Regions from separate parts of the Homo sapiens genome. Here region 2 is linked to region 1. Evidence: read pairs that join two places in POLR2A ChIA-PET (ENCODE). Cell type or tissue: HepG2. All regions are shown on one strand. Links, peaks and the distances in the headings refer to the core of each region. The heading gives the core; the rest is flanking DNA. Region 1 overlaps ARHGAP26 (Rho GTPase activating protein 26). Region 2 has its middle 70 kb from the start of HMHB1.

Evidence for each region. ChIA-PET counts read pairs that join two places held together with the same protein. Peaks named below come from ENCODE experiments on the same cell type or tissue, not always from the same donor. Only the 100,000 strongest peaks of a DNase experiment are listed, where the experiment ranks them.
Region 2: POLR2A ChIA-PET joins it to region 1 with 7 read pairs; 1 of 35 experiments calls an interaction of 5 or more read pairs at or near these places.

Annotation. Positions count from the first base shown.
Region 1 is chr5:143,160,864-143,177,253 of GRCh38, reverse strand. All of the region lies in intron 20 of ARHGAP26 (Rho GTPase activating protein 26), which reads right to left. Among named protein-coding and RNA genes, the nearest start is that of ARHGAP26-IT1, 23 kb to the left of the region's middle. In HepG2, for the core only: no CTCF peak of the experiment used is centred there; a DNase peak (open chromatin) is centred at 8,173.
Region 2 is chr5:143,874,150-143,890,539 of GRCh38, reverse strand. No RefSeq gene overlaps it. Among named protein-coding and RNA genes, the nearest start is that of HMHB1, 70 kb to the right of the region's middle. In HepG2, for the core only: no CTCF peak of the experiment used is centred there; a DNase peak (open chromatin) is centred at 10,179.

The DNA of each region.
Region 1 (16,390 bases), core at 6,112-10,111:
CTTGGTCCACAGATGATCAACTTAGTGAAAAAGACACTTGGGAAACTAATATGATGAAGTGTTATCATTTATTCTAGATTGTATATAGTGAGTGATCATATAACTTATCACCCAAACCAGCACATTGAAGCAGAAAGGCGCAATTAAATTTATACCAGGGCAACAGAACTAACAGGCAAATGAAGAGGTATGGTCCCTACATATAATATAAAGGTCAAATGGCTTGTTCAAAGTAATGACAGATGAGTGCCAGAGCCAAAGCACATTGATATTGTAGCCTAATTAGATGTCACTCACAGCTTTGCTTTCCACAGAACTAGTTATATACTTTACATGGCTCCTTGCAATACGTAATTCTCTTTGCAAATTAGATCCTAAAGGCATTTACGGATTCTGAGATTATGAGCTGAAAATTGCATAACGATGAAAATCAGACACCCGAGTCTCTTTTATGGTGGAAATTTTCATTATAGTATTGAAATTTAAGTTTCAATGCCAAATGTAGACCTCTGCCTAATGGTCTGCTACTTAGGTTTACGTTAAGCCCTTAACTAAAGTAATTCCTTCCGCAGGCTCCAAAATGAACTGTCTTTCCAAGTGCTTTTTAACATCAAAATTTAAAAGCTGTCTCTAAGCTACCCTGGGGCGAAGGTAAATTAATTTCTCATTTTTAGGCTGGCTCTTTACATTCAGTGGTGAAAGGACTTCTATGTCAATGCATATGAGCATGGAGGTGGTGCTCCCAGGAAGAAGAACCAGAGGAGGGACACAAAAACTCTCGAAAACAAACATGCCATGGTGCTTGGGAGTCACTATTCTGCCCAAAGGGTTCGCCTGCCAAGCCTGCAGGTAAATTCCCATAAGAAACTTACTTTCAAAGTAGAGTCCCACTGGATTAATTCCTACCATCTAAGAAGTGAACGTCAGTTCATAAATATAAAAGCAGAAGTGGCTGGCAAGTCTCTTATGCAGTCTGCTGAGCAGCAGATGGCTCACTACACAGGCATCATGACTTTTCATTTTTAAGGAACAAATGCTTGGCTAATCTCTGGCTAAGAGAAGACATAAATCTCATAAAGACAATTCTGTTTCATTGTCACGTGTCATATTTCATTTATTTATTTATTTATTTACTTATTTGAGACACAGTCTCACTCTGTCACCCAGGCTGGAGTGCAGTGGTGCCATCTCAGCTCACTGAAACCTCCACCTCCTGGGTTCAAGTGATTCCCATGCCTCGGCCTCCTGAGTAGCTGGGATTACAGGGGCACACCACCACGCCCGGCTAATTTTTGTATTTTTAGTAGAGAAGGGGTTTCACCATGTTTGCCAGGCTGGTCTCGAACTCCTGACCTCAGTTGATCCACCTGCCTCACCCTCCCAAAGTGCTGGGATTACAGGCGTGAGCCACTGTGCCTGGCCTATTGTGCCATATTTCAGATGAGGAAATTTAAAAATTAAGGGAAAAAGTCAAAATTGGCTAAAAACAAAAACCTTCTTATGGCAGTTCTCTCTCAAACCTAAATAAGAATCAGAAAGAAACCCAAGCCTGCTTTTGCAAAAATACTAAACAAACAATAATTCCCACACCCCACATATGCCCAATAGTATAAAACTTCTAGACCAGGTGTTGAAGTCTGTACCAACTGAGAAGGGCTGTTTATTAGAAATCTCTTACATTTTGGTATCCAACATTCTTCATTAAAAAAAAAAGTGTACCATTTTTTTCGAGTAGACACTGAAAATTTGGTTTAAAAAACAATCTTTTTTCTAAAACATTTCTGAAAATATCTTACATACTTACAAAAGAAAAACTCATGCTAAGTTGAGGTCTGACAGATAGCCTTTCTCTGTGACAAGATGACATCAAACACATTTTCCTTCACTGTCACCACAGAGTGCCACAGTCCTCTATCTGCAGGCACCCCTAAGCATTTTGCTTATGCTTCTCATGAGCTGCCTTTCAAGATGCTGATTAGTCCTTTCAATCATTAACTGTTTACAAGTTCTGCCAGCTGCAAGCCTGACCCTAGATTTCTGAATTTTTACTGGTTAAAATAATACCACCACTTAGTCATCTGTGAAGCACCAAAAAGTAAGAGTTAGCCCTTAGGTCAGTTAAATAGCCTTATATAGCAGAGAGAACATTTGGGCTCCTTTTATGTGGGGAAAAGAAAGTCTTTTAAAGAGCTAGAGCAACAGATGTATTCGGAGCACACAGGTTCTCTCTGGCATCCTTCCTGTAGCTCCACATCAAATTTGAAATGTAGTTAAATCACAGATTTACACTTAAGCTTCCTTATCTCTGATAATGGACTTGGAAACATATCAAAGAACCTGCCCATGTGTACTTATCAGTCCCTGACAGGTATGAGGCTTAGAAGTTCAATACAGGACTTTCTTGCTCACTTGTTTAGAAACTCAGAGGTAGTGTATCAGCAAGTATTTGGCTGAGGGTTCCAATTACCTATGATCCTATGTAATCCCATATTGCTAAAAAGTTGCCTGCTTATAGACTACAAATTTAAAATACTCATATGACGGCTAATTCACAACCATGGGATAGAGGTATATATCTACAAATAAATTATATGAATATGTTTCAACTTGTTTAGGGGATGGGGCATTTTCTCTCTTTAATTTTTACATTAATCTATTGCTTGGAATGGCTATTATATCAGTTGATAAAATTTCCAGACAGTATAAAAGGGTATCAGTATAAAAGGGTAGACAGGAAAAATAACTCTTCCTTCCCTCTCCAGAAGTAACCATTAGTATGAGTTTCTCATATTTTCTCCAGAGATACTAAATGAACTTGCAAGCTGGTGTGGGTGGATGTGTGTGTGTGATTTCACACTCCCCTTCCCTTTAAAAACAAATGACCACCAGTTATTCACATTGTTCTGAATCCTGACTGTTTTCCTTAACAGTATCTCCTGGAGATTGCTCCATCATTACACGAAAAGTTGCCTCCTCGTTCTTTCTTAGTGGCTATGTAGCATGCCATTGTGGAGATGTACAACAACATACCCAACCGGATCCTTAACACTGAACAATAGATTGTTACCTATCTTTTATTTTGCATGGGACAGAATCTCTGAGCTGGATAAAACAGAAGAGGCACTGAATGAATATTGACATTTTGTTCTACCTGCTGCCATCCTCCTTTTAAGAAATACTGATTTCTAAACAACATGGAGAGGCTATTGGAAGAAACAGATGTCACCCTTCCTGCTTTACACACAGGAAGATACAACACTTCTCTGTTTTGATGCTGCCCTCAAACAGCAACTGAATCTTGGGAAGAGGAGCTACTTAGTTTTGCCAAAACCAAATTCATCTTTGTGGGCAGACCAGCCTCAATGTCTAACAGCCTTCACCAAAGAAAAATCATCTTCAGGGTAAATTTTTTAGGTATAGGGAAGCCTAGGGTGCAGTCTAGGTCAAGGTCACCTCTCCCTTCCACACAGCATGACTCAGAACTCCAATTCTACTTGGGCTCTGATTTAGGACATTCATAGTCTTTGGACAAAAAAGCTCCCAAATGGTGAGGTGGGGAAGTCTCTGCAGTTAGATTTTGTGGACTTTGGGCAAGTTACTTAACCTTTCTGAGGCTGCTACCGGCAAAAATGGGAAAACAATACCCACCTGTCAGAAGTGACTGTGAGGATTAAGAAAAACAATGCCTATGTAAATTGCGAAGCGAAGTGCCTGAATTCGGAAATGTTGACTCTTACTAATAAAACAATGCAAAGCCACTTCGTTTTTGGAGAAACATCTTGGACCTGCCTAAAAATACGTCTCTTGAAAATTCTGGCCTGTGGTGATTTTCCGCTCTCCTGACTCCACTCCCTCTAGGCCCTCGTGGCTCCTGCACACCCTGCAGAATGGTTTGTTACTTCTCAGGCATGCAGCATGAGCCGGGTGCAGTGGCTCATGCTCGTAATCCTAGTGCTTTGGGAGGCCGAGGTGGGAGGATCAGTTGAGGCCAAAGAGTTCGAGGGCACTCCATATTTATTTTCTCCTTGTTTGTGCTTGCACAGTTCCATTTGCTTGCAATGTCCCCCATCTTCCCATGGGTAACTTTTACTCACTTACCAAGATGCAGCCCAGAGGGTGAGGCTCAGTGTCCCTCCCCTGGGTCCCACTGCATCCTGAGTCTGTCTCTGTCACAGCACTGCCAGGCTACCTTAAAGAAACCTGGGTGCAGGTCTCACGTACACGGAATACTACCTTCCCAACAGTATCCTGGCATGCCGTAGACATGGTAACTGCTTGCTGAACTCGCATGAACCCTATGGAGACAAGAATTCCAGTCAGCCTCAATAAAACATGATCTATGCCTCTGGCATCTTCTTTCAACCAACAACATGGGTATCTGCCCTTCGGGTATTTATATTCCCACAGACCTCAATTTAGAATACATGTCATGTAGCTCCTATCAAAAGCATGGCCAAGATAACTGGGATCCTCTAAGAGGGATCCTGCCTTCCACCTATCATTCTGTTACCAGGCCGATCACCAGCAAACATGCTTTCTCCAGGTTGTTCTCCTTGTTGCACCATAGTAAAAACAACCTTTCAATACTTCAGCTTAATATCAGACTCTGTATTTAATCAAAACCAATGGGAGTAACAGCCCTATATAGAGGGCCTCATTTATTTTTTGCATGAAACTGCTTTGGAAGATATTATCTATTGAGCTATTCAAAATCATTAATATAGAGATTCACATGACAAATTAATATTATAACTTGTAGCTCTTGATGAACTGGCATGCTTTTTTTGAACAGACAATTGAACTATACATCCCATTATATTTTTTCCCTTCTTTGTCGTGGCTGCTAGGTGGCTCAGGACAGTTTTATGATGAATTACTCTCTTCCTCTCTCAGCCTTTGTTAATCTTATTTTTTATTCTCATTTTACTCAACTGTACATGTATTTTTTTTTTTAAAGAGTAACAAGCCTCACATTCCTGGATTTTATTTGGTTATCAACCATGCTCAGAGGACAGTTGCCACCAGATACCTGGCACATGTCACCCAACTGTGCTCTAAACACACGCATGCATGTACAGAATTTGTCAGCATACAAAGACTTGAAATAACAAACAAATGCCTGCACTTAGTAAAGGCTTGGCATTCTTGAAAATGCTGCCTCAGTTTTAGCTGGCAATAGGGGACAAGCATGTATGTGATGGTTGCCTGCACAGATTTTGAGATGGACATAACACCCACACTGTAAAGTCATCACTTAATAAATCTATTGAAACCAGTCTAACCCTTAAGGGGACAATTAGACCTGGATTCTAAGAAATAAAAGGAAGGAAACAAAAAAAAATGCAGAGGAAGTTCAAATCCCAAATCGCAAACCTAACAGTAAATGGGAAATGTAATCAGTAGATGCTGGGATTGTGCCTACGCCAGAGATAAATACTGGGCTTGCAAACATCCTGCTACCACCTCTTCAATTTGGAAGAAAGCGTAGTGACAAGCAGATGGTCAGCTTTTGAGGGAAAGTTTTTAGTTTTGTTTTTAATGGCAGAAATGGGCAAATGTAGGAGGAAATCTCACAAGTATGGGAAAAAAATAGCTTACCTGAGATTGGAGAGTTATGGAATGCTTAAGGAAGTGACAGCACCTCTGGCAACATATTTAAAGTTTAAAGAGTTGGCTTGATAAAAGTTTGAAACTTGGGAAGTAAGGAGGTGTCCCATAAAACTTTATTCCTCTCCCCTCCCCTCTCCTCCTTGTGATGCAAGTACACAGCAACTGCCTCCCAGCAAAGGAATGGCCATATTCCTTGGAGTATGATCTCCAAGTATCTGTCAAATCTCAAGATCTCAAGTGCGGCTCTCATCTAGGGCTACAAACCATGGCCAGGAATGAGGGACTAGCCCTCAAGACGATGGATGACTTGTTGGCTGGGGGTCACACAGGCCTCAGCTCAAACTGCTGCTTTCTGTGACCTTGGGGAAGTCACTTTATCCCCCTGAAACCCAGTTTCCCCATCTGTAAAATGGGAATATTGATAGTGGTTGTTCATCTAACTGGGTTCTAAGATTAGATAACATATGGAAAAGCCCTAGGCTAGTGCCTGGCAACAGCAGATGGTCAATAAACATTCCTCCCATTCTTTTTCCTCCTTGGAATCCATTTTTATCCTTTATATTCTCTGTCCTTTATTATAGCTCCTTTCAAGGATTTCCTGCTCTTTTTTCCCCTCTCTTTTTCTCTTAAACTCTGGCCCGCTGACCTCTGTTTTTAGGTACTCATTCTCTGCTTCCTATTCTCCCATGCTCTTGTTGTCTCCCCAAACTCCCCCAGCATCTGATACTTGAACGATACCAGAGAATGGAGGGCAAGAAAAAGAAGAAACATGACTGGGCTGCTTCAGTCTCTTTCCCAACACACCCAGCTTCTGTAGCTTGCCAATACCCAACCATTGCCCGCAGAAGCAACTAAGCATAGTGGTTGTGGGTGGGGCAGTACTAGAACCTGACCACCTGGGTTCAAATCCCACCTCTACCCTCAGGTAAGTTAGGTAATCTCTCTATGCCTCATGTGCAAAATGTGGAGTACAACAGTACCTCCGGCATTATGTTGATTAAATAAGTACACACATGTAAAATGCCTGGGACACTGGGGCTTCCTTAATGTGAATTATCATTGTCATTACCACCATTATCATCACCATAGCTCATGGAGACTTCATTTCAACCTTTGAGAACAAAATTTGTTCTCAGGATATGAACCAGGCACTGGAAGATCAAACTGAGGTGGAATTTTCCAGCCGCTCAATGTGATTCCTGGCAGAAGAAACAGTTCTTATCCAAACTCATAGGTTTTGGACAATGTCACAACAAGTTGGAGACTTTTGCAAAGCTCGTGAGGTGGATGCTGGCTGCCCCACTGTTTCTGGCAGGCCACCAAAAGATGCCACCACCCAGTGGCCTGTGTCTGAGGAGCTCTCAGAGCTGCTGAGCCACTGTTTTTGCATGTTCATGGCTCTCACAGAAGACAAGGGGCCAGTCCTTTTCAGATTCTTTTCCTTCTGCTTAGTCACATTCTAAGATGCACTCTCCACAACACTGTCATTAAAATGAATGGAGGCCAGCCCCAGCACACCGGTGTTTGCCATTTGTTCTCTAATAACCTGTAATGGGCACTGATAATGAAAGCCTTTTCCCAGAAATTTGTTTTTTAAATGAATCAACTGTGTCCAGGGCTAAGTAGGAAGATAACATTTTCTTCATTTTTAAAAAACTATAAAATACGTTTTTCTTAAAGGAGGCAGTCAGTCAACTAGGAATAAAATAAATTATGCAAGAAGCCTTTGGACTGAAAAAAGGGGATATTTTCAGAGATCATATAAAACACTATTGAGGGGAAAGAAAGCAGTACAAATTTGGATCCTGGAGTGTAAAGTCACCAAATCCTTCACGAAGTCCCCATAAGAAAGGTCCAGTGTAGTGACATCTGTGGCTGTCTCTTCTCTGAGGACCACCCCTTCTCCATCCGCAGAGTCCGTGTGCCTTGGGTGTTGTTCTCCCCTCCCACCCAGTCAAGGGTGAACAGGTGATTCAGGCCCAGCCCCACAGAGGCTCACTTATACCCCTGGCCACAAAGATTGGTTAAGGGATGGGGATGGGACTCAATGTGGACCAACAGAAATTAGGCTCAGCCTGTATTTCAAACTGCTGAGAAAAAGAGGCTCTCTCTTTCTTTTCTGCTGGGCTTGGGCTTTTTAAGAAGGTAAGTCCAGCTGGTGGTAACCACCCTGCAATCAAAAGGAAAGAGCTTATCTAAGGAGAGTCAGCAAAGAGGAAAGCTGAAATGAGAGCTGGCAAGAGCTGGGTTCTGATGGCAACACCTGTGCCCCTGGACCCAGCCATGCCTGAATACAAATGTTCCTGCACAATGGAAAACCAGTAAGTTCCATTTTAGCCTAACTTATTTGGGCTAGGTTTTCTGTTACTTGCAACCAAGAACACTGATGGGTAAATCTGCTCAAGCTGACATACAGGGTCTTGAATAGAACTGTCTGTACATGTAAAAGATGTCACATTAGGGAAATTTACACCAGTGTTCAGTTTTCAGAAACATGTGAGGAAGACAGGAATAGCTCCTGTTAGAGCCCAGAGAGGCCCTGGATTGAGAGAAATGCAAACATTGCAAAAGCAAAGGCCCCAACAGTCACTTTAGTAGTGCATGGTGCTCTGTGACAATGTGTCAGACTATCACCACTGAATGTCTGGGATGCAGTTTCCATAGTTCACTTACAGTTTGAGAAAGAGAAGGGATGCTACCCATCCAAATGAAAATAAATACCACATGTACTTTAGCAGGTTTAGCATAGTAAGTGAAGGCTAAACAAAACAACTCTGTGTAAGGAGTAAAAATAAGCAGGCATTTTCTGTAAGTCTACGTGATCACTATCTATATCCTCTCCTTATTAATCCCACCATGAATCTGGTCTATCCTGATTGTTTCTGAGTTGCTTTACCCTCTCAGAGCCTAGAGCTAATCTCCTAGAGATATAGCCTAACTCCAAGGCAACCAAACAGCCTTTGCTAAAAGCTGAAGGTGTCAGAATTTGTCTGATGTGCTTAGTCTTGGGTTGCAACACAGAAGAGGAATACAGCTTATTTTTGAACCTATTTTGTTGGCTTTTTAACATTATAAAACTCAAAGCAAAGAGGATGATGCAGAATGTCGTAAGATCTTGTGTGACACTCAGAAACCAAAACAGGCCCTTTGTGGAAGAAAATTTGAGCAAAAAAAAAAAAAAAAAAAAAAAAAAAAAAAGAGTTCCAGATGGTGAGGTCTATTTGACTATGAAGCAAAGCTGTGATGAAAATAGGGAACGTCTCAGGCAAGTCAATTACATGAAATAAATTGACAAAAGATGTTGCATCAGGAGCCAGCTAGCATGGAATTCTGGAATGGGAAGACAACATTACTAGGCTTCCCCAGCTTTAGTGTCTGAAGAGGTAAAAAGCATATTGACACAAGAAAACAAAACAATTGTAATATTACAGATGAGAAGCATATGTTCAAAGTTAACTATGAGCAGCTCCCCACATGTGCCCTGTATGATCTTGCCTCTGAGCCTTTTCCCACTGTTTGCTGTCTAAATCCAACCTATCCTCAAGATGCATGTTCAAGTGCCAATTTGATCACAAAGCCTTCCTTGATCATCCCAGTTCAAAGTCATCTCTCTTGCCTAGGAATTCCAGCAGCACTTTATCCTGTAGCACCTAGACCATTCAATACAAGTACTTTATGTTTCTGTTATTTCTCATCGTGAAGGGCACGATCCCCTGTAACTCATCTTTAATGTGTTTACATATTGAAGACATTCAGAAAAATCTGTTGAATGGCAGAGAGAGTTAAAAAAAAGCTCAAAAAATGCTTCCACTATCTCTTGTCAGTTTCTCTTTGCACATTGGAATGGCTGCAGCTGAACTTTCTATATGTGATGGAGAACACGGCTGCTGGATATTCTGGTAGGCAAGACAAATTCTTAACCCAGCACCAGTTAAAACAAAACAAAAAAATCCATGAAAATATTATGGTTGGCCTGGCTTAGTCATGCGCTTGCCCCCATACTATTACCATCTCTAGGTCTTAAGGAATTGTGATACACAATCTACATCATTGATGAACAACTCTACAAACAAATGAAATGTAATCATTTGAGCGCCCCTATTCTTATTACAAACAATGGATTTCTTTTTTTTTTTTTTTTTTTTTTTTTTTTTTTTTTTTGAGATGGAGTCTTGCTCTGTCATGCAGGCTGGAGTGCAGTGGTGTGATCTCAGCTCACTGTAACCTCTTCCCCCCCGGGTTCAAGTGATTCTCATGTCTCAGCCTCCCGAGTAGCTGGGATTACAGGCGCATGCCATCAGGCCCAGCTAATTTTTTTTTTTTTTTTTTTTTTTTTAAAGTAGAGATGAGGTTTCAACAATGCTGGCCAGGCTGGTCTCAAACTCTTGACCTCAAGTGATCCACCCACCTTGGCCTCCGAACATGCTGACATTACAAGCATGGGCCACCGTGCCAGGTGAACCAAAGGAAACCTTTCTAAAACACGGCACACATTTTTCTACCTTCAAAGACAGAATATATCAAATGCAATTTACTTGAGGTGAGAAAATTATAAAAATCAATACTGTCTTGTGCTGTTATACAGTTGTGACCAAAGAAGCTGCTGCTGGATTTGAAGGGTAGCTAGTTCTTTATCCAGACCTTTGTATTATTACAGCTTTTATGACTTCAGAAAAAGTTCTTCTGGACTTTGCCTCATCAGCAATTATTAACTTTCTATTCTGTGAATGTAACCACCTTTTGTGGTATGACTGTTACTCCCAAAATACTGGATGGCAGAAAGCCAAGGAGCCAAGTTTGTTGTAATTGTCTGCAAAAGGTATGTCCTGGACTTGGCAGTCTTCGAACGTGCTCTACCTTCAGTTCCTGCTGAAAGGTTGGTAACCCAGTTCACTGTGGCTACAGATGATTAAACTGTAGAATCCCCTGCCTCAAGGTCTCCAGTCCATAGATGCTTTCCCTCAGGGCTGGATGGCAGAGAATTTAGCAAAGCAGCAGGTGAAATTCTAAGGAGAATGAGGCTATGAAAGCACTGGGGCTGTCAGGGGTCATGGCAATCCAAAGCTAAAAGGAAGCAGAAGCTGTGAGGGAGAGTAAAGCCCAGGCACAGAATGGTGGGAAAGAATAAGCCAGAGGGGAGCACTGAGAAGCAGCAACTGGATGTAGAGAGGCCAACACACCAAGTAGCTAAATGGTGGTCATGTGGAGCCAAAAGAGCCACTCCACTCCATTCTGGTCCTCGCCTTCCTCCAAGTGGCTCCACCTCCTTATAGTTCCTGCTCTGCCTGGACCCCAAAGCCCTAAGCAGCCTCTCCTGGATTCCTGGTCTGGGCTTCCTGCCCACACTCCCTCAGTCACCCTGATCTGAGGGTGTCCAACAGGTCTAGAGAGCTGATGAAATTGTGGGCTCTTCCGGCTACTCAGAGAGCTTTTGTGTTCACTGCCAGCTACGTACATGGGGTTGTTCTAGATGAGTTAGGGGAAGGGCGTGTGTTATTCTTTAATTGAGATATGACTGGAACCCAGAGGGCAGCCTCCCTTCTCACCTTGTGCCCATCACGAAGCAGGACTCTGCACCTCAGTACAACCCTCCAAACACATTCCAAATCCCCAGTGCCTGTTAAAAGAGCAACGATGACCATAATTACGGCAGGTAACTTTTACTGAGCCCTGATTATGAGCCAGAAGCCATGCAAAGTGCTCTACATGAACTATTTCATTTCATCCTAACAACCCTAGGAGGTAGATACTACTACTGTTTCCATTTAACAGATGAGGCTTATAGAGGGCAAGGAACTGTTCGTCGTACTCAGAAATAGAAAATCAAACACTACATGTTTTCACTTATAAGCAGGGAATAAATAATACACATCATGCACATAAAGATAGAAATGACAGACACTGGGGATTCCAAAAGTGGGGAGGGTCGGTGGGGTGATGACTAAAGAATTACCCATTGGGTACAACGTTCATTATTGGGTGATGGGTACATTAGAAGCCCAGTCCTCATAACATCACACAATATACCCACGTAACAAACCTACACATGTACTTCCTGAATCTAAAATAAATTTTAAAAAGGAAGTGATCATTGTAAAACAACTAATAAAGTTGGGATGTGAACTCTTCAGTAAATCTGCCCCCAGAACCCAAGCTCTTAATACTGTGGAAGACTGAAGAATGAGGGAGTGGTTCTTACCGAAGCCCGCATGAGGTGACATGGACGAGGATTCACATTATGCACCGTGTACAAGAAAGTCCATTAAACTTCCTTTTAGATATTTCTGTTCCCCAAAGTTCCTCCCTCACTGACAACACCCTCATCTCTCCTCCCTCTTCCCCACCCAGCCTCCAAAAACCCCAACCTGTATGTTCCACTCAACAAAACCAGTGCAGGGCCCCTAGGGGCCCTGATTCGACCCCAGCTTTGCACAGATACACACTCAGGTTTCACAGCTTCAGCATGCAACCAGGCCAGCCCCATGGTGATGTGTAAAAAGCAACCTTGAAAAGATCATATCCTCTCCAGAGGAAAAGAGCCATCTTCCTAGTTCGGCACACGGGCCAGCTCAGCTGAGCAGAGATGGTGTTTTCTTTCTCTTACTTACTACAAATTCTTGGATTTCTATATGAATCCGAAGTAAAGCAAAGCATAGGGCTGTGGCAGCATACAAATAGGGTTCTACATGAAATCACATTGCTCTTCTCTTTTGAGGCCCGACACACTGATTATATATTCAGATTCTAGATGAGGGTCTTAGGTTTCTGTCGAACATTTTTGTACATAGAGACCTAATTCTTCCTGAGGTGTGCCAAGGCCAGTGGGTTACACTGGGAACTTGCTTACACAAAGTGAACCAAAAATGATGACTAAGGCAGAAAGCTGGCTCTGAGTTTCATCAGGAACACTCAGGTTATGGCTAACAGCGCTCTCTATGCTCCAATTCAGAGCTAGCTATAGTCAAAATACCAACTCAACACAGGTTTTATTAACCCTCCCTTTGTAATGCCACTGGAGTTGGCATACTAGTGAAAAGAATAAACTCCTGGAGGCGGAAGAAGAGCTGCTAGTAGAAGGGTAGAAAAATCAGCCATGGATGCAAAGAAAAATACAGCAAAAAGAGTCTCATTCTTTGAAATGATGAACCAGGGCACTTGCTTGTGGGCATCTAACCTAATTGATTCAAGCTGAAATTAAAGGCAGAACTTAATAACTTAATAACTGGCTTGTAAGGAAGAGGAAATTTAATTTAGAATTTCCTTATAGACAAAGAAACAGAAAAGAGAGCCCTCATACCTATACAGAGATTTGGGTATTGCATGAAAATTTGATAGTAAAACTTCCCCTGACCCATGGCAAGGCACAGTCTCTCTTCACTTATTTTTTCCTGGTTACATTGATTCAGGGTTTAAAGAACTACTCATTCTCAAAACTTTCCTTTTCCATATAAGGTCAGAAAATAATCCTTCAAGATATGAACTAAATTTTATTTTAATAGGATATTTGATATACTGCATTATATAAGAAATTGTTACAAATTTTTGCCCACTACAAATATTAGTAAACTGCTAGATGTTTGGGAGAAAAAAAAAAAAAAGAACAAATACAACCTAAAGATAAAGTCTCTTGTTGCAATGGGGTGGGGAGGACTTCAAAAATGCAACACATGCAAATGATCAAATTGCAGCTTTTCATTCTTTGTGATATTTTTTCCTTTCTATGTCATTCTTATAGTCCAAATTTTAAGTTTTCTTGAAATCTAAAACATTAGAGCCATAGAGGTCTCAGTGGGAAAAAAACAAAAAATTGGGGACATAGCTTGGTAGGGTCTGAGAGGTAGGAAGCCTCCTGGAGAACAAGAGAAAAAAGATGGATCATAAAACTAGAACTCTGGCCAGGCATGGTGGCTCATGCCTGTAATCCCAGCACTTTGGGAGACCGAGGTGGATGGATCACCAGAGGTCAGGAGTTCGAGACCAGCCTGGCCAACATGGTGAAACCCCGTCTCTACTGAAAATACAAAAATTAGCTGGGTGTGGTGGTGCACCCCTGTAATCCCAGCTACTTGGGAGGCTGAGGCAGAAGAGTCGCTTGAACCCAGGAGGCAAAGGTTGCAGTGAGCCAAGATCGCACCATTGCACTCGAGCCTGGGCAACAGAGCAAGACTCCATCTTAAAAAAACAAACAAACAAACAAACAAACAAACAAACCTAGAACTCCTTCTACCCAACTCACAGCAATAAGACCAAGGCAGATGAGGAAATTATACACTTCAAGGCAGATCTAGAAAACGAACTAGGGAAATTATTGGAAACCCTGCCTACAATTGCCAAGATCCTTCATTCAACCATAAATATTTTTGAGTAAATGACCCAACTGCTCACTTACCACTTAAAATGTATCTTGCATTGGCAGCAATGCTCCCCCACATACGTAGATCTGATCTCCCTCATCTGAGCAGCAGCAAGGAGAGTATATTTTAGTCTTTTTCACAGTGCCTCGAATAGTGTCTTTTTCTTTTTCTTTTTAAGATGAGGTCTTACTGTGTCACCCAGGCTGGAGTGCAGTGGTGCAATCACAGCTCATGGCAGCCTTGACCTTTTGAACTCAAACAATCCTCCCCTCAGCCTCCCAAGTAGATGGGACCACAGGCGCATACCACCACACTCAGCTAACTTTTTTTTTTTAATAGAGATGGTATGTCATGTTGTCCAGGCTGGTCTTAAATTCCTGGGCTCAAGTGATCTTTCTGAAGTGCTGAGATTACAGGTGTGGGCCACTGTACCCTGGAATAGTGTCTTAAACACTAAGCATTCAATGCGTGTTTGCTCACTGACTGGGAAGGGACTGTCTGTCAGAGCTGGCCGATTCTGGATGCTGATATTAGTGAGTGCTCCAGAGAGCAGTTAGGCTACAGTAGCAAATATTCAACAGTTGGTGCCATACTCCAAAGGGAAACATTAGATGAAAATAAGTTTGCGTTCCACTGAGGCTGAAGGGGAAAGCGGGCAGTAAGGGCAATTGGTGGGTGTTTATTTCCTCATATGAAATGAAATGTTTGTAGTCTTCTCTTGGGATAATGCAGAGTCTGACTGCTGTCTGGGATGATTACCTTGGCCATGGCCATCACTAACATGTAGATCTTGTCTCTATTGGATTAGCATGTCCAGGATTCCCATGACTCCACTTCTTGATTTCTGATTTCTTGCCAGTTTATTTTCACTGTGACAACTGAACATTTTAAGTGCTGTCATGGGATGACTAAGGACATATTTCCTCTAATTCTACTTCCACGCAAAGGATCAAGGGAAAAATGGGAAAGGGGATTGCGTGTGTGTGTGTGTGTGTGTGTGTGTGTATGTGTGTGTTTGGGAGTAGAGTGTCTGTTTCTCCTCCAGAAGAAGCAGAGTTATATGGAGCTCCTACCATGCTACCATGAGGTCTATGCTGTAAGGCACAGTATATGGATGCTACAGAGGGGATGCAGGCTTCCCCCGAGACAGAGCAGAAGCCAACACATTCATTTGAAGAAATCTCTCTTGTGCTTCAGCTTTGGATTTACCAACCTTCCAGCAGCATTGCGCAAGTCAAAGTGCTGGAGTTAGTGGGCTTTACTCATCTTTGTCTGTGACGTCTGATATGATGACAGACTTGCCAATTTCATTCTCCTTTTCTATCTCAGGGCCATCATCCTTAAATTCTAGTCTGCAAGTTTCACCTACTTAAGTTTTTGAAGGTTTTCAATACAGTGGTAAACAAAATAGACTGAACAGGGCTTTCCAATTTGCTCGAAACCCAGAATGATTTCTATCTCACTGCTTTGGTAACTACAAAACAAAACAAAAAGCCTCTTTTTAGCATAATCACAAACAATATCACTTCTACCCTTACAACAGAAGCTGAAAAGGATTATAAAATTACTAAAATGTCCCAATTTTCATTAGCACAAAGCAGGTGATCTTATTGTCCTACAGGCAGGGGATGGTGACAAATATGGGTGATTTAAGCAGTAAGTCTGAGCTTACCAGGGCAACTGCTAATTATTATTGAGTAACTCTAGTATATCTCCATAAAGGTCAGGAGTTAAGGTTTTTCCATTATATATTCTGCTTTAAAATGGAGCTTTCAAAGGAAATTGGGTAGATAGCAGATGGAGAATGACAGATGAAGATCAGGTGAAAGAACTATATATAGCTCAACATAATTGAACTACTTACATTTCACAATGTTGGTTGGGGGCTGGAGGAGGAGTTCATGAGTAGCTGCTCAATGTTAACATTGACTTTCTGGTTTCTTAAGTTAGGGCTCCCTAATTTTAATAGGAAATCTGAGGCCGGGTGCAGTGGCTCATGCCTGTAATCCCTGCACTTTGGGAGGCCAAGACGGGTGGATCACCTGAGGTCAGGAGTTTGAAACCAGTCTGGCCAACACGGTAAAACCCCGTCTCTGCTAAAAATACAACAGTTAGCCAGGTGTGGTGCTGCGTGCCTGTAATCCCAGCTACTCATGAGGCTGAGGCATGAGAATCACTTGAAACTAGGAGGTGGAGGTTGCAGTGAATTGAGATCGCTCCACTGCACTCCAGCCTGAGCAACAAGGTAAGAGACTCCATCTCAAAAAAAAAAAAAAAAAAAAAAATCTGAAATAGCCCAGAGGCTGGGGTCTAACTGGTTCTACTCAGCTTCCTGAGCGAGAGCTCAGTTAACTCCATATGTGATTTCTTCTGCTGTGCCAACAGTTACCACTTACTACACTGACACAGAGCCCTGGGCGAGGCCA
Region 2 (16,390 bases), core at 7,959-11,958, 710 kb before region 1:
AGTTGTGTGAAGTGCTTAGTTTAGTGCATATCGGAGAGTACACTGTTATTATTATCCATTCTTATTATTTTGTTGCCTTGCCTTTAAAGAACGGGCTAGAGGAGCTCAGCTCTGTTTAAGTCTAAACTCTCTTTACAAAAGAAATGAATAAAAAGATGAGAAAGACTTACTGACAAGTGAAGAGATAGAATAAGCAAATCAAATAATGATACGTAAGAGTGCTGGCAAGTCTGTACAAGATTTAGAACAAGAGCAGACCATGAGATTTTTCTACATAACGTATCTGTGTCTATGTCTCTCTCTCTCTGTCTCTGTGTGTGTGTGTGCGTGTCTGCATAAGCCTAGGCAGCTAAATTATTTTCAGTAAACCACAGCTAGCTTTCTGATGACATTGACAAGCTTGCAACATCAAGGAGGCAGCAAGAATCCACCAATGCTGGTTCTGTGTTCCAGGAGCTGTTTCCAACTCTGAGAAAGTCCCCTGATGGAACAAATTATAATTTAAGTGGCATAAGCAAGCAATGCAAAATGCCAGTGTCAAGCCATTGAGGTTATTTCCTAGGCAGAGGGCTCATTTAACGAAGAAGCACATGACGTGTTTACTCCAGAGTCTTTTCATTGCTTGGATCAGCATCTAGGCTTTCAAGCAAAATTTTCTCCTGTTGTGTTTCGGGTAGAGGAGATGGGGGCAGACATCAGTCATTCTAATTCCCAAATTTGTCTCCAATCTTTTTAATAAGATTATTGACAGAGGTTTAATTCATCCAGCAAAAGGTTAGTCTGAGCGATCTCTAAGACAGTCTTGTGCTGGCATTCTCTTTTAAATTGTTGTTCCATCTTATTCATCTTAGTGATGGCCTCTTTCATTTTGAGGCAGAATTTGTCTTCATGCTCTGTGCCACTCTGTATACCAATAGGAGTCCAGGGAAAAGAACCCAAGGAGATCAAATCCTGGTTCTGCTACACCCTCATTATTTGATGATTAGCTAATCCTGCAGTCTCAGTTTCCTCATCTGCAAAACAAGATCCATCCAGCAGAGAAGCCCGAAGGAGTCCAGCTAATCTCTATACACGCTAAATGCTGACTGTCGTATGACTTACTGGGTTAGTCTTCCCTCATCTCTGCATCAGCTTCTTCCTTGTATCCTCTTGAAATATTCTTTTTAATGGCAGCCCTTATCACAAAGATGGTGTATGCTGGTGGTGGTGATGAGGCACTCTGGAGGCAAACTGCCCAGATCCAAACTCTGTCTCTATGGCTGATTATCATTTTGCTGTGGGCACATTTTAAAATTTCTCATGCCTCGATGTCCTGATGTAGAAAATGGAGCTAGTAACATGAACTATCTCACAATGTTGTCATAAGAATTAAATTAGTGCCACATGCAGAACTTTTATAAGCATGAGCTCTTATTTTTTAATCAGTATCTGAGAATTGTCTAATGCTGGATCAGCATAAAGTCATCCACCAGTCAAATAGAAGGGAAAGATGGGACATGGGGGACAGAGCATCCGAGAAGAGAGAAAAACGGACATCCTGTTTACTCCTCATCTTGCAGAGCCTTAGTGGTGAGTAGCAGAGCACTAGATCTCTCAGAGTTCACTGGGCTTCAGCTCTCCTCACCATGATCTCCTGGAAGCAAGGGACCATGACTTGTTTATCCTCAAGGCTGGCCCAGAGAAACACTCAAGAATAAATAAACCTAAAACAAGAAAAGGAACACAGAGCTTTGAACTATTGCCAGGCTAGCAAATTCTCTGATTTATTTGGTGACCTGAACAATTGCAAAGTGGTAACACACAAAGTAACCCAAAGCCCTTTACAATGTGTCAATGGGGGACCTAGAACCAAGCCTGCCTGCTCCGGGTGACTCCCAGGACACTCTTCAAAGCCATTAAGAAACCTGGAGAGTCCTAACCAAACAGGACATCTGGTCAACTTCATAAAGCACACACTCTCGGGCACTGTTTAACATGAGTAACCCAACCCCTTGCTGCAGCAAGAATTCCCTTGAATCATTTTTCTGGCAGCAGGGTGTCCTCCCCAAAGGCAGGACTATTATCCATGTGACCTCCCAAGATCCATTTCTCTCCTTTGATTTATTCAGTGACCTCCTCTGGTGCAAAAAATGGTATCTTTGTGGCTTAAAAGAGTTTTTCCCCCTCCTCCTTCTTCACTCTGAGTCATTTATTTCTTCCTGCCAGTAGGACACTTCTCTTGTTCATTCCCAAATCATCCCTGTAAAGAAGGCAGTAAGGGTATAAAAATAAACCCTTCGGAAGCAGAAATGGCTCCAAAGCCCTCTGCTAGGACCACCCCACCATCACCGTCATGGAGTAAACTTGGTTAGAATGTCAGCTCTAAAGTCTGACTACCTCAATTCACACCCTCACTCCACACTCAGCAGCTGTGTTACCTTGGGAAAACTACTTAACCTCTTTATGTTTTTATTTTTCCCTCTGTAAAAAGGGGCTAAAAATAACACTGACCTCATAGCATTTTGTGAGGATGGAATGCGGGAATACAGCAAAGCACTTTGAATAGTGTCTGCCACGTGGTAAGAGCTCAATAAAAATTATCTAGAATTTCTTTCTGAGGCCACTATAAATTCTCAGCATTGAATATATACATGGATAAATGAAAAATGGGATTAAATGACTCGCAGAGCTCAGAGTAAAAATGCATGATGGCCTTAATTATCTATTCCCTTCTCTTAGTTCCTCGCTTCCTGTCTAGTTAGATGCTAATATCAGTAGCCAATATCGAGAAAAAAATGCTTCATTTGTTTCACTTAAAAATAGGCATTGCCTAAAACAAGTCTGAAATGAATGTAAATATTGTATTTTCATTCACCTTTGACTGAATCATTATCTATTTCCCCTAATGTGAGAGGTTAATTCTTTGAGCTAGAATTTTGAAAGAGAGAGAAGGTAGGTGCTGTGACAGTGTAATTCTTGTTTTAAAATGTGTCCTTAAAAAATGTGCCCTCGCTCTCTTGCCTTGTCTTCCAGGAGTGGCTTGGCATGGGGCTGAGTTCCTGGTGGAGAGTGCTGAGCTGGCAGTGTGCCAGTGTGGTTCATGCTGCCTTCCCCCCTTGCTTTTAGTTGCAGATGAAGTAAATTTCTGGAAACCACTCACCATGTATTGACATCTGTGAATGGAGACAGAAAAAAAAAGACAGTGTAGTCATCATCGGCAGAGTACAGTACACTGATCTGAGAGTTTTCAGGAGAGAGAATTACATTCTATAACTTCATCTAAGTTTTTCTAATTTTACATTTTTTCATGCTCAGAAGAGAACTGGCAGAATTGTTTGACAATTAATGATGAATTCAAACAGCTTTCGGCACCCACTCTCATTTGTGTCTCTCAAGCACAGAGGCAGCAGAGGTGAACCATCTGCATTTTCCTGGGTTTCTGCTGCCATGTGTACCAGGGAATAAGGGTAAAAGGAAACACATCGCTAAAACAGCTGAAAGTTTCCAACTGCAGTATTGGTGAAGAGAGTAGAAATTTATGTCACTGATTTCCACAAGGACAATTTGATACATTCACTTTGTTCAGCCCACAACGAGGTGCAGGGGAGATGATGAATTGAGTCTCTTTCTATGCAGATCTGTTCCCTGCCAAATGAGCCCACCATCAAAGAATACAGTATGGCTCTTTCTACACTGAGCTGTTTGGCAGACACATTTTGTAACCAGAAATGGTGCCAGCAGTTTGCAGCAGCCTCCGCCACAGCAAATCAGCTGTGATATTAAAAAGAAAAACAGCCTGGCAATGTGGAAATTATCCCATCCAGCAGTATTTCCCAACACAAGAAGCTTGATTTTGCTGCCCAAGTGAGAGTGACAGAACTGATTAATCCTTTATTCCAAATGCCATTCTCTACCACCAAATTTTGGTTGTTTATTTTTTAATCTTTTCTAGAAAAAGGAAACATTGTGACTCTACTTAAATAGCCCAGGTAGACTGAAGATTTGGCGACAGCACTCTACATTTAAGCCAGCCGAGCTAAGAAGAGAAGAAATTGGGTTATACGAGGTAAAGAAATCTATTGTCCCCTGTGCTTTCTGGATTGACTCGTTCTATGGTGAAACTACTTTCTTTTCTGCTATAGTGTTTCATGAAGCCATCTGGATTATTTAATCTATACAGACAGCTGGTCCAGATACTTTTAGACTCAACATGGATTTTTTTTTTTAACAGTCTGAATAATGTACAAGGCCCAAATTAACAAGAGAATTGCCAGCTCTCTCTCTCTCTCATGTTGTGCCAGGGCCCCGTGAGGAGCATCAGGAAAAGCGTGGGACAAGGAAGGGGTTTGCACCTGTAGCTGTTGGATCCTTCAGCTGGCCAGGTGGAAAGAGGTTTCAAATGGGATAACTTCATGTGTTCAGCCCTTTGTGCTCTGAATACTGTCCATTTTCATTCTCCCTTCAGCAGCTGCTGTTCCCCAGAGTTTGTCTATGTAAAGTTGTGACTACAAAGGCTCCAATTTTTTATCTACAAAGCTGAGACTCATGTGGCTAAGGAACCACTCAAAAAACCAGAAACTAACAGAACCCAAGAAGAGGTCAATACACCCAGTGATAATTGGACTGTCTGATCTCTTTACCAGAACTTTCTAAGTAATAAAGAGTGCTAGTACCATGCTACTCCATCAGACAACTAATTGTGCAGCCCTATCCACTAACCAGTTGTGTAATTTGGGGCAAGTTACTTTTCTGAGCCTCAGTTCCCACATCTATAAAATCAGCATGATAATGGTACTTATCTCATGAGGGTGATGTGAGAATTAAATCAGATAATACATGTAAAGCACTTATCTGGCACAAGGAGCACTCAAAAAACAACAAAATAGTAATGATAATTACCATTTGTTGAGCACTTGCTCTAGAATGCCAAATACTCTTGGAACTTTACAACATAGCTTGAAGCTCTTATGATAATCCTACGAAGTGGCTGTTGTTATACCTCTTAAATAATAAGAATCACAGATGGTAATTAAAGATCAGATGACCCTGGTAGTTGCTTCTGATATAATCATCAATCAATTAACAGAAAACTGATTGGCATAATGGTTGATGAACATGGGCTCTGGGGTCAAACAGCTTGGGATTTAATCTCTGTCCTGTCACTTATCACTAAGGTAACCTTGGACAAATGGTTTAACCTCACTGACCCTCATTTTTCTTATCTGGAAAAGAGAACTAATAATCATACCTACCTAATAGGGCTGTTGGGATGGTAATTCAACAATATAAAGGATGCATGTTTAGCCTACAAGGAACTAGCAGTGCTCCAGCTGAAAACAGGTTAGTGATTAGGAACACATTGCTTGCTTCAACTCTGACCACTCTACTTACTAGCTGGGTGACCCAGGGCAAGCCACTTAACCTCTTAGGTCTGGTCTCTTCATCTGTAAGATGGAAAGGCTGTTGTGAAGACTGGACAAGTTAAAGCACATAAAGTGATTAATTGGTAAGTATTCAATAGATATACAAGTACATTTATAGACATGGGCTTATTAATGACAAAGTCAAGCAAAAAACAGCAAGCATCAGAAGCAGGAAAGTCCCTGAGGGTTCCAAGGAGGTAGAGGCTGGGTGGTTAGTGGTGGTCAGAAAGTCTGAGCTGAGCCACAAATTCAATTCAATGCAAACTTTACTGTAGCAGGCCTAGTACTGGGTTCTGTGAATATACAGGTGAATGTAGGCAGTACCTGGTTTCTGAGAAGGCAGTGTAGCTAAAGGATACATGAGTTAGGAAGTATTTAACTGAGACAGTGTACTGGGTGTTACACTGGAGAAAGGCAGGCCACAAAGGGAAGCTAGGTAAGAAAGATGGGAGCAGTGGATTCTCCCTGGGATGACAGAATGAGGATCTCAAGAGGCCACGGAGCAAGCTGGGTAAAGGTACCATTTATTGATCCACTAAGCCATCATGATATCTTAAAAGAACCCAGATTCTGGTGAACATGAAAGGCAAAATTGTAAAAAGTTTAAAGATTGTTTGAGAGGTGCTTTAATATGATCAGAGATACTGTGTTCTTCCTTTTTGCCAACTACAACTGCAGGGTTCCGGGTAATCCTTGTTCTCTGAAATTTAATTAGCTAAGGATATCTGGGTTCCAAGCTAAGAACTTCTAGCTCTTCTCTGCATTTCTGTATAAGTAAGACTTGTTTTTTGGCAAGTAACAGAAACCCAGAAACCTACTCAAATTACCTTAAAAAATTATCTCACTTAACTGGAAATCCAAGATGTTTCTAGCTTAAGGCCAATCTAGGGCCTCAAACTAGACACTCATGTACTCATGGTTCTCTTCTTCCTGTTAGCATTTTTTCACAGGCAGGCTCTTCCCAGTTTAGCGGCCACCCCTCCCCACCCAGAGAGTCCCTCTTTGACAGTAGGCTCCTGCAAAACTTGCCATTGTATTTTTAACAACTGTAACCAGTAAAATGGAGTGTCTCATTGGTCATGCCGGGCTTTGCAGAGCCTGGAAGCCATTGGGTAAAGTCAGTGATGCACAAACTAAATGAAAGATGGGGAGTAGTGGTTCTATAAATGGATGATGAGCCTAGAAAATCTTTTCTCTATTACAGCGTGCTCCAAAGGAGGAAGGCAGAGAGAAGAAGGTAAGGAGATGGAAGGGGAAAAAAGTCATATGTGTAAAGCCAATCAACTCAACTATGGATCTTTCATTACTCTCAACATAAATTGAATCCTCTTGAATTTTAAAGCTATTTTATTCTCCATTTTTCTTCATTTCCAGCCTTTCAATTTATTTGTACACCTCTTGTCCTTGATTTTTATAGATAGTTTCATAGTCAAGAAAAAATAAATTTGGGAAAATATATTCCACAAAGAAGTTTCCACTCTACCTAAAATAGCAGAGGCCATGTATGATTTGAGGTCCTCAATACATCACTTTGGATCCTTAAGGTTGCATCAGTTTGGACCTGCTGAGATATTTCTACTGCAGGGTAATCATGGTGGATTATTGAAACGTTGAGCACTGGGAACACTGACTTGGAGTTTGATCTCTCTCTCTCCCTCTTAAACTCTCCCCTTCCCTACCTCTAAACAAAGATGTGTTTACATATTTACGTAGAGGCAAAGAATGTCCCCCAAACCAGATCCAAAGATTCTAGGACACATAGACTTTTAGTCCTTTTGTAAGAGAATATTTGCAAGTGTTTTCAGCTTTTCTCTATGTGCCCAATATTTTTCTTTTATATTTTGATTCTTCAGTCAGCACATCTGTTCAAAAGGATGCTAGATACCATGTAAAGCTTCAAAGAGTGGAGCACACCATAACCCTTAATTGTCACCTGGCTTTCTATTATAATTGTTATTTAAAAGTGCTTTGGCCCCCAGGCTGGAGCCGTTAGGTGTTCTATCCCTGCCTCCGCCCTGCTTGACAGTATTCATTTGACGGTATGAATTTAAGATGCCATTAAGTCCCAAAGCTTCATTTTCTGCCCATTCAAGACCCCCTTTATCACTATTCTAAACTTCAAGTATTCAGATTTAACTATTTGCGGGACCAAGCACCCTTCCCATGTGAATCTGCAAAGGGAAGGACCTACAAACCCAAAGACTCTAAGCCATGGGCTTAGCAAGTAAAATCGTCCCTAGCAATCTCACTTGAATGTATGATGCCCTGTGTAAATTTTGCAACTCCTTTCAGCTTGTAGAGAAGATTTCTAATGTCTATCCTATGGCCACATGAGACCCTGGCACTTACACATGTGAATTCAGTTACCTCTATGAGCATGGTATTGAATAAGCACTCTAGGCATCTGGTTAAAACTGATTTCTCCTGATTGCATCATTACAGTTCTCCACTCATTGGGTGGTTGCAGAGCAAAGAGAAGCTGAAATGAAGGAAATTTTTTTTTTTTTTTGAGGTGGAGTTTCACTCTTGTTGCCCAGGCTGGAGTGCAATGGCGCAATCTTGGCTCACCGCAACCTCCGCCTCCTGGATTCAAGTGATGCTCCTGCCTCAGCCTCTCGAGTAGCTGGGATTACAGGTGTGCACCACCACTCCCAGCTAATTTTGTATTTTTAGTAGAGATGGGGTTTCTCCATGTTGGTCAGGCTGGTCTCGAACTCCCGACCTCAGGTGATCCACCCACCTGAGCCTCCCAAAGTGCTGGGATTACAGGTGTGAGCCACCGCACACGGCCAGAAAGGACAAATTCTGGGACAAACTCCACAATACTGTTTTGATAGCTCAGGAGTTGTTCATGGGGTCCATCATGTAGTCAGGCTGCTGGCAACTTATCTATACACCTGGCCATCCAGGTTGTCATTTTACCTGATTCATGGTGGATTCTGAAGGGCTTTATTTATAATCCAGAAAAGCACTCTCTCTCACCCTGTCTCTTTTTATCTCTTGCACATACACACACCCTACACACCCCAGAAAAGAAAGGGAAGACTTTCAAGGGATTTCTATAAATAATGTTATTCAATGGAGGTAGCCATTCCCGCAGTTCTCTAGGCTGTGCCTAAATGGTTTAATGTTATCACCTGGTCACCAAATTTTCTGCATAAACAGAGGGGTTCTCAAACATCTTGTTTGAGAAGATTCTGCAGCTGTGCAAATACAGTCGGACTGATCATTAATCCATTTGTCAGATGAGATTTCCTTCTTTAACTAGCAAAGATCCCAAGTGGTATGAGTTAGTGTCTACACTATAAAATTGTCCTCTGAGAATTTGGATTCTGGGTTTTCATGGGAAACAATGGACAGGCCTCTCTAAGCCACTGGCCCAAAACTTTTAGCATCATGTTTAATTATGAGTCATTCAGTGAAGGGTCTCTTAATAATTCTGGCCATTGCTCACTTATTCAAAAATATTAGGTGTTTATTGTGTGCCTGTCACAGTGCTGAATGTGAGGGGAACAAAGATGAATAAGAACCAACACCTGCCTTCAGGAAGTTTGCAGTCAAAGTGAAAAGCGGATACTATTTCAACACAGTATGATATGTGCTTTGTGATACAAGATGGAATGATACCCAAAAAGAGGAATAGGGTCAATCTTTAATGGAGAGGCTTGTTTCCGGAAGGCTTCTCAGGAGATACCGGAGCCTGGGGATTGAGGAATAAGTAGGAAGGTGAGAGGGCGAAATTCCAGACACAGAAACCACCATGTGCAAAGACATCGAGATATGAAAGAAAAATACAAATGGGAACTCTGAGTAGTTTAGAAGGGCCAAGGAGATGAAGCATGTGGCAGCTTGAGGAAAATCAAATAAATCATGCAGGACCTAATAGATCATTCTAAATTGTGGAGCCACTGAAGGTTTTCCATTAGAGGAGTCTTTTCAAAATGTACTTCTGTCTCTGGTATGGAGGATTACAAATCACATCGTATTTGCTTTCTATGTAGAATAATTAGTAACTTTTATCTGGCTTCTCTTAATTAATGTATTTCAGAGATGGAAGACATATGCTACAATGGCCCCTTTATCCTGCAACTGTGAGAGATATTACTAACCACTTTTAGCATCTTTCTCACTAAATCCATATTCAGACCACAACTCCTTCTTTAATCCTAATACTCAGGCATTCGCCACCAAGTCATTGGATTTGGCATTGAGTTGAAACTTGTTCTCCATCCCTGGCCGGTTACTGGCAGGGTCACATCAGTCTGTGTGCCATTCTGATCTCTGTCTTCCTAATACACTTGCCCTGTCCTCAGTGGAAGGCAACTCACTTCCAGCACAGCAAGATTCCTCTCCTCTCATTTTGTTTTATCACTGAGTTCTGCTATCTCTGGTTCTTAGCTTTCTCTGGCATGAGGAACCCGAGTCCATTATGTTTCCTAAATCCAGGAGACATGTATCAAGCTTTTCAATGGTTCTCTTAGAGCCACAGCTTGATTGGCTTAAGATGACGGGAAAGCACCCACCCCTTCCCGTCATAGGCTGCATTTCCTGGGAAGCTGACTCTGAGTTCGTTGTGTAGGATCATTCTGAAGGAGCACCTGTGGGATCAGCAACTGTGGAAGGGGCGCAATGGAAGCAGGTAGGCAATGGGAGACATAGGCCGTGGAACACAGTGACAGCCTCAGCCAAGCCTGCAGGGAGTTCTAGAGCTCTAATACCTCTTAAAGTGGTCCCAAGATGACTCATTCTTCATACAACCTCGTGGATCAATCACTGAACATGAGCCACCTGGGAAGGAATGTGACCTTGGACAAGGCCGTTCTTTGCAGCTAAGCCAATTCAAAGAAATTTTCTCTCCCTGCTCCAGTCTCTCCAGCTTCAACTGCTTTCAGAGATGGAGGGAGTGATTGATATTGCAGGTGGATCTGGTTTTAGGACTTCTTCGTGTGTCTCATAGAAGGGCTTAATTAAACTTTTTGTTAATTTATTTTTGTTGTTTTCAGGTTTTGAGGGCTCAGCTAAAGCTAATACACGGAGTTCCACTTTACCGCACTGCTACATATGGTAAGTTGTTAAACTATCTATATTGCAATAGCTGGGTGTAAAAGATCATGACTTGTCTTCCTATAACAATCCATAGCACAGCAGTTATAAAATGATCCAAATATCAAATAATCTTCTTAGCAGTCACACGGTACACCTAGTTTTTGGTTTGGAAAATATAGTCACTATACACAAAGGCTTAGGACAACTCTGGGCACATAAGCACTAGGCCCTCGACCCTTTGTGCTGACTCAGTGTCTATTTACCTTAGAAACTGTTATTGAGTTTGAATTAGGGCTGTTTTCAGTGCCTGCGGCTTCCTGAATGCTTTTGGGAGGAGCTTCATCAAAAGCAGCTTCAGCTCTCTTTTTGTGCTAATTATAATTATCCCAATCTTTAGGGGAGCCTGTTACCCCTTTTCCCCTTTTGCTCTCAGGAAAAATAAAACAAATCAAACTGTTTTCTTTAGTTCTTTCTGCTGACTTCCTCAGACAAATTTCCACAGGTTTATATGACTATCATTGGGGTCATAAAAGGCATCTTTCAAGATTGGGCTTACTTTTCATTTGGTTTTTACCAAGCCAAAAGGAAAAGTATAAGAAAAGTAGCATAAGTAAAAGAAACTGAACAGAAAATTGGCAATAATTGATTTTAGGATTTTAGGTCAGGAAGTTATTACTTCAGGTTCAGGCTCTGAGATGATCTTTGACACGTTACTTCCTCACTCTCTCTGCTTTGATTTTCTTACCCATAAACATAAAGAGATTGGATAAATTCTTATGTGTCCAAAAGTTCCCATAATTCTGGGTAGGGAGTGTCATGAGACATGATCACCCCATGTAGGACACAGCCCTGAAGTTGATAGGCAGGCGGAGGAATCACCCCTAGTAACAAATACTAGGAAGAATGATCATTAAGGCAAGAGAGAAACTAGAAAAGTAGAAGGTCATAGAAAGCAAGAAAAGAGAGGGTCTTCAAAAAGAAAGGTTAATTAACGGTGTCCAATATTCCTAAGAGCTCAAAGAATATAAAGACTACAAGAAATGATACTCAATTTACTGTCCAATAAGTTGGATGAAGAGTGATTGGATGTGAGGGTAAAGAAAGGAGTACAAGAGACTATCCCAAAATATTATTATTAGCAGCTTTCAAAGGAGAAGGAAAGAAATGCAAAGGAAGGTAGCAGAAAATATTAACTTTAAAAAATTTATTATTTGATACTGGTTACTTTTATAACTTTAAAGAACTCAGATAAAAGAATGAATGAAAGGTGAAAAAGTGGAGACAGCAATTATAAACTATACTTCCAAGAAGGTTGTTTCATAAGTGTAAATGTTTTACACAGGTGTTACTGGAAAGAGGGCCTTGAGTGTAAGTTGTTCAGGTTCTTGGCGTTTTGAATAAACAATTGAACAAAATGCACAAAGTAATAAAGGAACGAAACACAGGAACAAGGCAGCAAAAGCAGGGATTTATTAAAGTGAGAAAGCACTCCACAGAGTGGGAGTGGACGCAAGCAAGTGGCTCAAGGGCCCAGTTACAAAATTTTCTGGATTTTAAGTACTCTTTTTGAGGTTTCTATTTCTTACCCCTTATCTGGATGAAGGATTTGGTCCATGGCTAATTAAAGCCTGCGGTGAATTGGCGCCCTATGCAGATGAAGGGATGGCCATGCTTGGTCCGCAGCCAATCCAAGGCACTCTCCCTTTCCATCTGAGACTTGGTGGAGTGGGCAGGTTGTAGGGAGAGTCACCTTTGATCCCTTTCTATTGGGGTGTGGTGGGGAGATGGGGTTTTTCGTTTTGGCTTAGCTTTAGGAAGTTGACATTAATTGGCCTTAGGATTTCCGTCCCCAGACCCAAGTGTTTTTCTTTTGCTCCAGCTTTAGGAGGTCAGCACGAATTGGTCTTAGATTCCCTGCCCCCAGACCTTGGTGTTTTCTCTTTTAGGAAGACAGCACAAATTGGCCTTAATTCCCATCCACAAACCTTGGTGGTTTTCCTTGAATCAGCATGAATTGGCCTCAAGTTCCCTGCCTCCAGACCCTATTTTCCCGCCTCACAAGATTTTGTAGCCAAACAAAAGCAGCCAAAGTAAAAATAAATAAATAAATAAATAAATAAACAAACATCAACACTTAATTCTTCACATTTGACTCCCATTTTACCATTCCATCACCAAAGCTCTTCTTCAAAAGTCTTTTCACTGACAGGAAAATAGGAAGAGCAGGATAAAAAGAGAGAATGGGACCTGATATATAAAAACTTCTCGCCCAAATTACAGTAATCATTCTACAGTTTACATTTTTACTAGTTATATATAGATTTCTCCAGACCAACTTGTCATTTCAAGGATGGTTTCTGAAACTCTAGGCTGGTTTTGCATTATTGCGATAGCCTTGAAATATAATCTTAATAAGGTACACCCCAAAAGAGCATGCTAATGAGGTAAGCCAACAGCATCCCCTTAGCCAATCATTGTAACCTCCCTGCTCAACTTCAAGAGTAGCCTAGCTCTGAATGAGATGGGATCTCTCACTCAGGCCTAAATATTGGACTTTGTCCATAAACCTAATTGGCGAAAGAAGATGTAAAGATAAGCAGAAAGAACCTACTATCTTAAGGCATGTTTTAAAAGGGTCTTTTGCATAGTTGAAAACAGTTGGTATATTGTCAGTCTCCTAGGACAACTTGAAAAAAATGTTTTGCTGTATGCATGTTTGGAGGAAAAAAAGAAAACAAAAAAACCTTTTGAGATCAGAAATGAAAGACAGCCTTGTAAACTTGGCAACTGCTGGATCTTTTAAAAGATGAGACAAAAAAGTGTGTGTGGGGTGGCGGTGGTGCTTAGTAGTAGAATTTTTTTTCTTTTAGTGAAATGCCTGAAAGTATTTTCTCTAAAACTTTATTCAGTGCAAAATGAAGGAAAATGTTCTCTCTGGTTATGTCAGTTCTTCCATCTAAGACACATCTTTTCTATAAGAAACATTCCTCTAATCACTAACCAGCCCACATACTTCAGCTGAAATTTCTAATGTTCAGAGTGAGAAAGAAAGAGGTTTTTGGGGACACATGCATTCAAACAATAATCAAGACAACAAATGAGTATGGTGAGGAATAACAAAGAGTATAGAATAAGTAGTGAGTAGCTATGAATAAGGTCATCCCTCTTAGCTGATTATCCTGTTGCCTATTTCATAGAAAAACTGGAAGTTGTCAAGGATGAACTACCTTAGCCTTCCCAACTCCTGCCTCTCAATTTATACCCACACCCAGACTCTCCTCCTTCCACTCTGCCCCAGAAGAAGAACTGCCATCCTTCTACTCCAGGCTAACTCCTCGATCCATTCCATTCAAACTTCGTCAAGGATTTTGCCCCTTCACTGGTTTTTCCATTCTCTTTTATCTTTAGCCTCCTCTTTTTCTTTATTTGATGCCAACATATCCAAGTTTTCCCCAACTCTTTTCTCAGTCGAACTGCCGAATGGTCCTACCATGCTACACCTCCAGGCTTTCTTCCTAGCCTTCCTCTTTACATTACTATACTCTTTTAGAGTTATCTTCTCACTTCTCCAGTTCACTTCTGCTCATTCAGTTACCTCTGATTCCCATCCTTAATGCTCACTGGAAGCACAATCTGCTCAAGTCACCAGTGACTCCTAATTGCCAAATATGATGAGCATTCTTCAGTCCTTATTAATATCTTTATGTCATTAAACTCTGATCATAATTCTTTCTTGAAAGTCTTCCCTTCTTTGGACTCTGTACCATCAAAACCCTGGTTTGTTTCTTATCCCTCTGATAATTCTTAGTTCCTATGCAGACTTCTCTCTTTCTATCAAGGCCATCCAAGCCCCTTCTCTTCATTCTCTGTTCACTTTCTCTCTGACTGATCTTGTTGTCTATTCCAATGATTTCAGACTTAGATATTCCTACCTGCCAGACATCTCCATTGGAGTGTCTCATACACAATATGTCCAAACTGAACTCCATTATCTTTCCAATCAAGCAGCTTCTCTTCCTGAATTGCTTCCATATCTCATTCAATGGCACCATTGTTCCACAAGTTGACCTATCCAGAAACCTGGGAGTCATCCTGGACACCTTTCTCAACTCTCTCTGTCCAAATGCTTTGTCCTTAATAGATGTCCGTTCAACCCAGTTTCCTCTAACTGCTAAGTAGTTTTCTAATCCAACTGCTTTCCTCCACTTCCATCATCACCACTACCTTTCTCCTAGACCACAACAGCACTTTCCCTCCTTCCAGACTTCCTGCTTGATAATTCATCATACTACAACCCATGACACAGCTAAAAGCCTTTTAAAATCTGCACCCTGTCCAGATATCCACCCTAAACTTATGCCATTCTCCCCTTTGTTCAGTAATTACACTATTTTGAAGTTATCTCTGTCCTGGGATTCCCTAAGCTCCCTCTAGCTTTTCTCTTTTGGCCTCTTATTGTTCCTTAGGGCCCCTTCCTCCAGGATACCTCCACTGGTCCCTGTAAGAAGTCAGATGAGGATTTACTCCTTAGGCTATCTTTCTCTACTCACCTCCATGTGCTGCCATTGTTCTCACTACATTTATTGTCATTATTTAATTTTCTCATCTTTACTGGAATATAAGCTCAGAGAAGGCAAAAAGAATGTTTAACTTATTTTCCAAAGTATCCCCGAGACTAGAACCGTGTCATATTCATTGATGTTGTTCAAATTGTTTAATAACAGGTACATAAATGAATGTACTAAAAATTATTTGCTTATGGAACAATGGCTTTTGGTCCAAATCATTCTGCTACAAAATAAAATGATGGAACTATTTCCTCATTTTTGAGAAAAACTTTGGTTTAGAATTATCTTTAGCTCAAACAAACATGTCATAAGCCTCTCATATCTCCTACCAACCATGTATATACCACACTCTACAAGGGCCCATAAGGTCTGAAACAAGTTTGAGTGCCCAGTGTATACTCATTTTCTCACTCTTCCTCTCTGTCTGGCATATCATCTCTTCCTGCTGGGACCCACCTGTAATCCTCAACTGCCACATCATAGCTGGGTGTACTCTGCTCTATAAAAAGCTTCCAGCCAGCATGGTCACTGAGGGTACAAATACAGCCCTACACCCTGGCCCTGGTACAAGGCTGCAGAGAATCCAGAGGAAGAGGTGCCTTTTTGTAGTTTGTGTGCCTAGAGGATATCTTTTTGCAGTTTACACAAAAACTACCCAAAGTGTTAGCCAATGGCCATATGCCATTCTGCCCCTAATTTCTTGAAGTTCCAGTTCACAATTTATCTTGAATCATGAAAATAATCAAAAACCAGTTATCTCCAAACTGGCTTTTCTAACCTGGTTTCCAATGCACATGTTCCAAAAGATTGATCTAGTTGACCACTAAGAAGCCTTGCTGTTTCAACACATTTAAATCAGTCCCAGTTAAGCGTTTTGAATATGGGTTAAAGTGTTACCTCCTCCTCCGTGAAAATGTGACACCTCAGCATTTTTTCCAGTGGCAATTTGAGTAAAGAAACCATTTCTGCTTAGCAAAGCAGACAACAATTTGACCACCGGTTTGTGGGGTCATCTGCAAGTTTTGTGTAATTTCAAGTGTGGGGTGAGGGCAGCAGCAGTGGCCTGAGCCCTAGGAATTTAGCTCAGTGACCCAGCAAGTTGGGTATGTGCCCAGCCTGCATTAAGAAGGCATCCAACCGTGACTGTGTTGTTTGGTTCACTAAGGGCAGTGTAAATCATGTGGTTATTTTTTCTTGATTGTATAGACTTTTGTTTTCAGTCTTTAATTATACAAATGCATTTTCTAAATTATGCTCCTTGGGATGCTAATATGCATTCCATGGGTAAAAAGTTGTGTACAGTGGATTTGAGAAATGCTAGATTAATACAATTTAACAGGTTTCCTTACAGCAAGATTTATTGAAGACTTTATT